Regions from separate parts of the Homo sapiens genome. Here region 2 is linked to region 1. A link is an interaction called in ENCODE POLR2A ChIA-PET data of the cell type or tissue named here. Cell type or tissue: GM12878. All regions are shown on one strand.

Region 1 (4,000 bases):
TGCCAAATTTATTGATTTTTTGGTAATTTTAGACTGCTTGTCTTTAGGGAAATCGTAAAGTGAATATTCTTCCCACTAGGAAACATAGTTTATCAATAGCATATATGGGTTATAAATTCTGCTGGTCTTCATGACACCATCCCATTTAAGTTATTTTTCAAATTTTTGTGATTGTTATTAGAAATTTGTGACATATGTAGTGAAATTTTTCCTCTTGTGCTGTAGACCAAAATGTCTAGTTAAAATCCAAAACTAGATGAGGGAAATATTTAATTTCCTGTTAGCTAGTTTATACAAAACTGTTAACCTCTTCGACTAATATATTTAGGTATCAGGCAAAACATTGCTAATCTTAATATCAGTATTCCTACTTCTTAGTTTATCTCTGATATGCACCGGAACTATTTAAACATCTAGTACATTTAGAAACTACAGCATTGTAGTTAAATGGACTATGTAAAGATGATGAGTTCTCAAAAATGTGCAAGTGGTAATGTGCTTATTCAGTATTATTACTGTAGCAATGAATTACTGTTGTTTTTCATGGTTTAGTATTATAAATATATATGATAAGAATAGGTGATTAAGATTAAGTATTGAACCTATATGATACCTTAGAGTTTGCCTTTTATTTGTTTATTTATTTATTTATTTATTTATTTACTTATTGGACAGAGTCTCACTCTGTCACCCAGGCTGCAGTGGAGTGGGGTGATCTCGGCTCACTGCAACCTCTGCCTCCTGGGTTCAAGTGATTCTCATGCCTCAGCCTCCCAAGTAGTGGGATTACAGGCATGTGCCACCAACCATGGCTAATTGTTGTATTTTTAGTAGAGATGGGGTTTCACCATGTTGGCCAGGCAAGTTTCAAACTCCTGACCTCAAGTGATCTGCCTGCCTTAGCCTCCCAAAGTGTTGAGATTACAGGCGTGAGCCACTGCACCCAGCCTTACATTTTATTAAATAGCGTTTCTTGACCTATACAGTTACATGTTATCTTGAAATATGTGCTAAATGTGCCCACCTTCTAAGCAATTGTTGTTTGGATTCTGAATGAGTAGTAGTTAAGCACAGAAAGAAGAATGCTAATAAAATGATTGCTAACATTCATTTGTTATGAACTATGGATTATGTAATCACCTAACAACCCATGAGACACAAAGTACTATTACGTCCATTTTACAAATGAGAAAACAAGTACAGAGAGGTTAAATAATTCATCCAAGCTCTCATGGCCAGGATGTGATAAAGCCTAATTTTGAATCCAGGCAGTCTAGTTTTTGAGCTTATCCTCTTAATCATTATTTGACTCTAAAATTCATTTTAGTACAGTTTTATGAACAGAGGACTCAGGTATATGCAAAAGTGTAAAGTACAGGGAAAAAATGGAGAAAGAACGTGATCACATTCCAAGTTGAGGTTAATAGTGCCTTGAATGTGCCCAGTTTTCCTGGGTAGAGGGGCTAGGTTTGAAGTTGATCCTTCCCAGTTACGGTAACTCTCCTACTTCCTCCAAGGTAAGTGTTTTTCCTGGTGCAGTTAAGGTGCCTCATGATGAAAATGTCATCTAACTCTCTGCATCTGTTTATTTTGGTACCATTTAACCAACATTTGTTTTGACTGAGTTTTCAAGTAGGCCTTGCCTTCCACACATTGGCTGCTTTCTAGGAACTGGGAAATGTTGCTTCTTAAGGGTCTTCACGTTGGTGGTTAGTGACAGAATTGTGCAGTCTCTAGACGAAGGTGTAGATGGATTTGGGTGTACACCATGTGCATATGGAGCCTTATTTCAGTTTCATTGTGCCTGCTGTAATACTAAATCTGAGTTGGAATGTGTTACACAATTTTTATGAACATAATCAACTTTTGATTATCTTTGTCCATGTAGAGAAATAGCAGTTTTTGTAAGCTTAAGGTGATTTGTGTTTTGTTTGGATTATTTCTAAACAAACATGTTTCCATATGAGAGGAGCTGATTATTCAGGCATTCAAATAAAAGACTGGAAGCTATATTGGTGAGAGATGGAACATTGTCCTGTTTCTCTGACTCTCACACTTTATGTTAAGCAGCAACTTGAGCAGAGTCTATGGCCCTGTGGGAAGTGGCTGAGTAATTTACTTAACAGAGCTTGTCTTTGATAATAGCCCAAGTTGGGGGTTAGTGGTCTGAGAGAAAAAAAAAAAAAGCTATAGTGAAAGCAGCAGCAAAGGAGTTTATAAATAATATCTATGGTACTGAAACCAATTTGCATAGATTATGCCTTTCCTTGCCTGAGCCTACTCTTGTATATAATTAAAAGTTGACTATAGTATTTGGTTGCAAAAAAGGAGCATAGGCGGGTGGATCATGAGGTCAGGAGATCAAGACCATCCTGGCTAACATGATGAAATCCCATCTCTATTAAAAATACAAAAAAAAAAAATTAGCTGGGTGTGATGGTGGGCGCCTGTAGTCCCAGCTACTCGGGAGGCTGAGGCAGGAGAATGGTGTGAACCTAGGAGGTGGAGCTTGCAGTGAGCCAAGATCGTGCCACTGCACTCCAGCCTGGGCAACAGAGCGAGACTCCGTCTCAAAAAAAAAAAAGAGCATATTTTAAGTATTCAGTATAATAAATCACTACATGATTGACTGCTGTTATAGGATTTCTTTATTTTGATTTGATTAATATTTAATTTCATCATTTCCTACTCCTTTAATTTCCAAAGCAATATTTAAAGTAAATTTTCATTTGGTTTTTGTAAGGTATGTGAATGGCCATGCAAAAAAACATTATGAAGATGCACAAGTACCTTTAACCAACCATAAGAAATCAGAAAAGCAAGATAAAGTTCAGCACACAGTATGTATGGATTGCAGTAGCTACAGTACATACTGGTAAGTTAACATTTTCTGGAAATGAGATTTCTTACTGTGTGCAAGTGTGCTCTCCTCCCCTCCCTTCCCTCAGTCTCTAAGCCAGTTACTACTGCTGTTACCTCCTTTTACAACTGTTAGGATTCACGGAGGACTGGAGCCATTGGGAACGCCTATCTTTATTCATTCAGATTTTACTTTGCATTGTTCCTTTCAACTTCTAGGCCTCCTTTTCTCTCCCACCTCCCGTTCCTCATCCATCCTAGCTTCAAGGAAATAGATCTATTTCTTTGTTATTATAATTTCTTTTTCTTGTGTTATTTTAAATTGAAGAACAATGTGATAACCCATGTTCAAAATAACTCAACAAACCCATGTTCCTCCTGTCCCTGGTCCAGTTAACATTTTTGTCATATAATCTTAAAAATTTTAACTGCTTTGTTTAAAAAAAAATTATTCTGACAGTCTCCCTTCTCCCAGTGCAGTTCCACGCTCCTCTTCTACTCCCCCAAAGGTGAATGTCAAGAATTTGGTACGTAGCTTTCCAGGCTATTTTTTCTTTTTTTTGAGACAGAGTTTCGCTCTTGCTGCCCAGGCTGGAGTGCAATGGCGCAATATCGGCTCACCTCAATGTCTGCCTCCCGGGTTCAAGCAACTCTCCTGCCTCAGCCTCCCAAGTAGCTGGGATTACAAGCATGTGCCGCCATGCCCAGCTAATTTTGTATTTTTAGTAGAGACGGAGTTTCACCATGTTGGTCAGGTTGGTCTCGTACTCCTGACCTCAGGTGATTTGCCTGCCTCGGCCTCCTAAAGTGCTGGGATTAACAGGCATGAGCCACCGCTTCCAGTGCTATTTTTTTTTTTTTTAGTATCCTTTAAAAAGAGGTTGGCAACAGGTTCTGTTCCCTCTTTGTAATATAATATTCATGTCTATTTCATATAAATGACAAAGTAGGTATCTATTTTTGTGACTACTTAGAACTAGGTTATTTAGGTTGTGAGTGATGCTTAATGATCCATATCCATTTGGTTATGCTCAGAAAGTATATTCTGCAGTTTTAACTTTGGTGTGAAGCAAATTTCTTTCTGTGACTAGTAAATTATGATGAACAATTCTTGTTTTAATCAGCTTTCCCTTGATTCAGA
Region 2 (4,000 bases), 110 kb before region 1:
TTTATAGAGGCTGCCTGTACTCCTTGGCTTGTGGCCCCTTCTATTTCAAGGCCAGCAGCATAGCATCTTCAAATCAATCTCTCTCTCTCTCTTAGTCTCTCTGACCGCTGCTTCTGTCATGTCACATCTTACTCCCTCTTATGATTACACTGGGCCCACCAGGATGATCCAAGGTAACTTTCCATCTCAATCTCCTTAGCCTAATGGCATGTGCAAAGTTCTTTTTGCCCCGTAAGAGATTCCAGAGATTAGACATAGACGTCTGGGGTGGGAGGGATTATCCAGTCTGTAAAATGGTCCATTACATATGATTCTTGATAGTTACTACACCAATGTCATCTTAGTCTATGTAGCCAACATCATGACACAAACTATTAGTATTTTTTTAAGTGATTTTGTTTGTTTTCTCAAACTGACCCAGTCTCACAAGTCTGTAACAGCTTAACCTTCCAGAAAGCATGCTCAGCATGACAGAGCTGGGACCATGGAATGCCTTTCTCTGGCAAACAATAGAGATGCCCAATGATGCTAATCTTCTGTGGTAGGAACAGTCAGGGAGAAACAGTAATTCTTTTAGGCCCATGCAACTTTTGAATGTTTATATAACTCAAGTTACTTAAGACAACTAATTTGGAGGGCAACTTGACAACATCTAACAAAATTGAAGACATACATACCCTCTGACCCAAGAACTCTGCTCTAAACATTGACCTTAAAACTCCCACATGTACACGAAGAGACTTATACAAGAAAGTCCATTACAACTTAGTTAGCAGTAGCACAGAATTGGAAACATTGATAGGAGGATGGATAAACTGAGATTTAATCATTGTCTGAGTTCTCTAAAAAACAGACTCTGAGACAAAGATACAAGTAGTTTATGTGGGACGTGGTCTCAAATGTTTGACAGCAAAATATGATACTAAGGAAGAAGCCAACAAGCCACAAGTTGTGTTCTTGTGGTAGACATGGATGTGCTGCCCAGATTCCCCTTCAGGAAGCTGCAGGGGTTGGCATCGGCAGAGGGCCTCCAGCTGTCAGCTCCCCCAGGGTCTGCCTCAGCCATAGACAGCAGCCTCACCCAAGGTCATGCCCACTCCAGGACAGCCCACAGCCAGGGACTGAGCAAGGCGGAGGTATAAAGACCCAGCCATTTGGGTCCACCACGAGACACTCTAATGGGTGCTACTGTACTTGCTCCCCAGCTCCCTGCAGGTTGGCCAAGGCTTTATCAGGCCAGCGTCACAGTTCTCCTCCTCCTTCTGCCCAGTCCTGTGTTCCCCCATTTCCTTTTGGAGGTGTTGATTCCTAATAAACATCTTACATCCCAAATTCCAGCTCAGTTTCTGCTTCTGGAAAACCTGGCCTGAGATGATTATCAAGGAAGTTACCACTGTGGGCAGTGAACAGCAGCTTAATCCTGCTGGGAAATTCTAGGAGGCAGTGTAGAGTGAGGCCTCAGAGTTATCCTCCCTAAGGAGCAAGGGAGCTGGGGTATTTATCTACCAACTTCCATCAGTCATTGGTGAGGGCTATTCCTGGGGGCTGTTAAATCCCAGGCTTTTGGGCCTGCTCCATGTAGCAACAGATCATGCTCCAACAGTCAAGAAAGCCCGTGGACAATGATGTGTGGGTGCTGGCAGTGGGAGCCAGAGAAATGCTGAGTGCTCAGAGGATATAGGCAGGCAAGACACCAACAGAGATTGCTACATTCACAGAAAGGAATATTAAACAGCAGTGATGATGAATTAGCTATTTGCATCAATATGGATGAATCTGTCTGCGGCCATACCACCCTGAACATGCCCAAACTTGTCAATATGGATGAATCTCACCAAAACAATATTGAGTGAAAAAAACAAGGTTCAGAAGAATCTAAACAGTATTATATAAATTGGAGAAAAATTTAAAACATGCAAAACAAGAATATTTTTAAGAAAGATACACACACACATACATATATATAGCAAAAGTAGAAAAATACGATGAACAGTAAATTCAGGAGAGTCATAGTATCAACAAAGAGGGAGGGATGGAATGGAATCAGGAATCAGGAGGAGGCCTTGACTACATCTTAAATGTTTTAAATTTTTTGCTGGGTAGAAGTTACACATATGACCATTATATTATATTCTAATTTTTTTTGTATGTCCAAAATTTAAAAAAATAAAACATTGTAATAAACAGGCCAGACTCAGTGCCTCATACCTGTAATCCTAGCACTTTGGGAGGCCAAAGTGAGAGAATCACTTGAGCCCAGGAGTTGAAGACCAGCCTGGGCAACAGCGAGACCCCATGTCTACAAAAACTTTAAAAAATTAGCCTGGCATGGTGGCACATGCCTGTAGTCCCAGCTACTTGGGAGGCTGAGGAGGGAGGATCACTTGAGCCCAGGAGTTTGAGGCTGCAGTGAGTTATGATTGCACTACTTCACTCCAGCCTGGGCAGCAGAGTGAGAACTTAAAAATAATTATAATAAACAAAGTAAAATCTTATTTAAAAAATTCAAATGATCTGAAAGACATGAGGATTGGCCATTGTGAAAAAAAAAAGACTTGTTTTGTTTTTAACTAAAAATAGCATTAAGGATATTTTTAAATGTAAAAACTCTTTCATGACAAGGGTATAAGAAAATGTGATAGGCGCTACCACTGGAGAGCTGAAATACTTTCAACTTCACTCTTTTTTTTTTTTTTTTTACTTTTATGTTAGGTTCAGGGGTACGTGTGCATGTTTGTTACATAGGTAAACTTGTGTCATGGGGGTTTGTTGTACAGGTTGTTTTGTCACTCAGGTACTAGGCCTAGGACCCAGTAGTTATTTTTTCTGATCCTCCCTCTCCTCCCATCCTCCACCCTCTGATAGGCCCCAGTGTGTGTTGGTCCCCTCTATGTGTCCATGTGTTCTTATCATTTAGCTCCCACTTATAAATGAGAACACACGGTATTTGGTTTTCTGATTCTGTGTTCATTTGCTAAAGATAATGGTCTTCAGCTCCCTCCATGTTCTTGCAAAGGACGTAATCTCATTCTTTTTATGGCTGCATAATATTCCATGGTGTATATGCACCACATTTTCTTTATCTAATCTGCCATTGATGGGCATTTAGGTTAATTCCACGTCTTTGCTATTGTCAACAGTGCTACAGTGAACATACATGTACATGTGTCTTTATGGTAGAATGACTTATAGTCCTTTGGGTATATACCCAGTAACGGGATTGCTAGGTTGAATGGTAGTTCTGTTTTTAGCTCTTTGAGGAATCGCCACACTGCTTTCCACAATGGTTGAACTAATTTACACTCCCACCAACAGTGTATAAGCATTTCCTTTCCTCCACAACCTCACCAGCTGTTATTTAACTTTTTAATAATAGCCATTCTGACTGGTGTGAGATGGTATCTTATTGTGGTTTTGATTTGAATTTCTCTAATGATCACACCTTTTTTATTGTTTGAATTGTTTTTAACATGAACAGGTACTGCTTTATTGAAAAATGAAAAGCACCTGTAATTCTATCAACCTAACACCACTATTTTCATTTTCATTAATCCATTTTCCAGACCTTGCTCACATGCATACACTCTTTGCTAAGTTGCAATCATATCACACATGTATTTTATACCGTTTACACTTAATCATATATGATATGTACATAAACGTTTCTCCATTTCTATGTAGTCTAAATAATCATCTTTTCTTTTTTTTGAAACAGGGTCTCATTTTGTCACCCAGGCTGGAGTGCACTGGCACAATCTCTGCTCTCTGCAGCCTCAATCTCCCAGGCTCAAGTGATCCTCCCACCTCAGCCTCCCAAGTAGGTGGGGCCACAAGCATGCACTGCCATGCCTGGCTAATTTTTGTATTTTTTGTAGAGATGAGGTTTCATCATGTTGCCCAGACTGGTCTCGAACTCCTGGGCTCACATGATCCTCCCGCCTTGACCTCCCAAAGTGTTAGGATTACAGGCGTGACCCACCACACCCAGCCTAAAGAGTCA

The links. Peaks named below come from ENCODE experiments on the same cell type or tissue, not always from the same donor. Only the 100,000 strongest peaks of a DNase experiment are listed, where the experiment ranks them.
Region 2: POLR2A ChIA-PET joins it to region 1 with 6 read pairs; 2 of 35 experiments call an interaction of 5 or more read pairs at or near these places.

What each region holds. Positions count from the first base shown.
Region 1 is chr15:63,534,282-63,538,281 of GRCh38, forward strand. USP3 (ubiquitin specific peptidase 3) reads left to right here. Exons shown (of 15, transcript NM_006537.4): 3 at 2,744-2,875. Among named protein-coding and RNA genes, the nearest start is that of USP3, 32 kb to the left of the region's middle. In GM12878, no CTCF peak of the experiment used is centred here; a DNase peak (open chromatin) is centred at 2,170; H3K4me3 peaks cover 560 bases; H3K27ac peaks cover 1,306 bases.
Region 2 is chr15:63,426,720-63,430,719 of GRCh38, forward strand. All of the region lies in intron 4 of LINC02568 (long intergenic non-protein coding RNA 2568), which reads left to right. Among named protein-coding and RNA genes, the nearest start is that of LINC02568, 38 kb to the left of the region's middle. In GM12878, no CTCF peak of the experiment used is centred here; no DNase peak of the experiment used is centred here.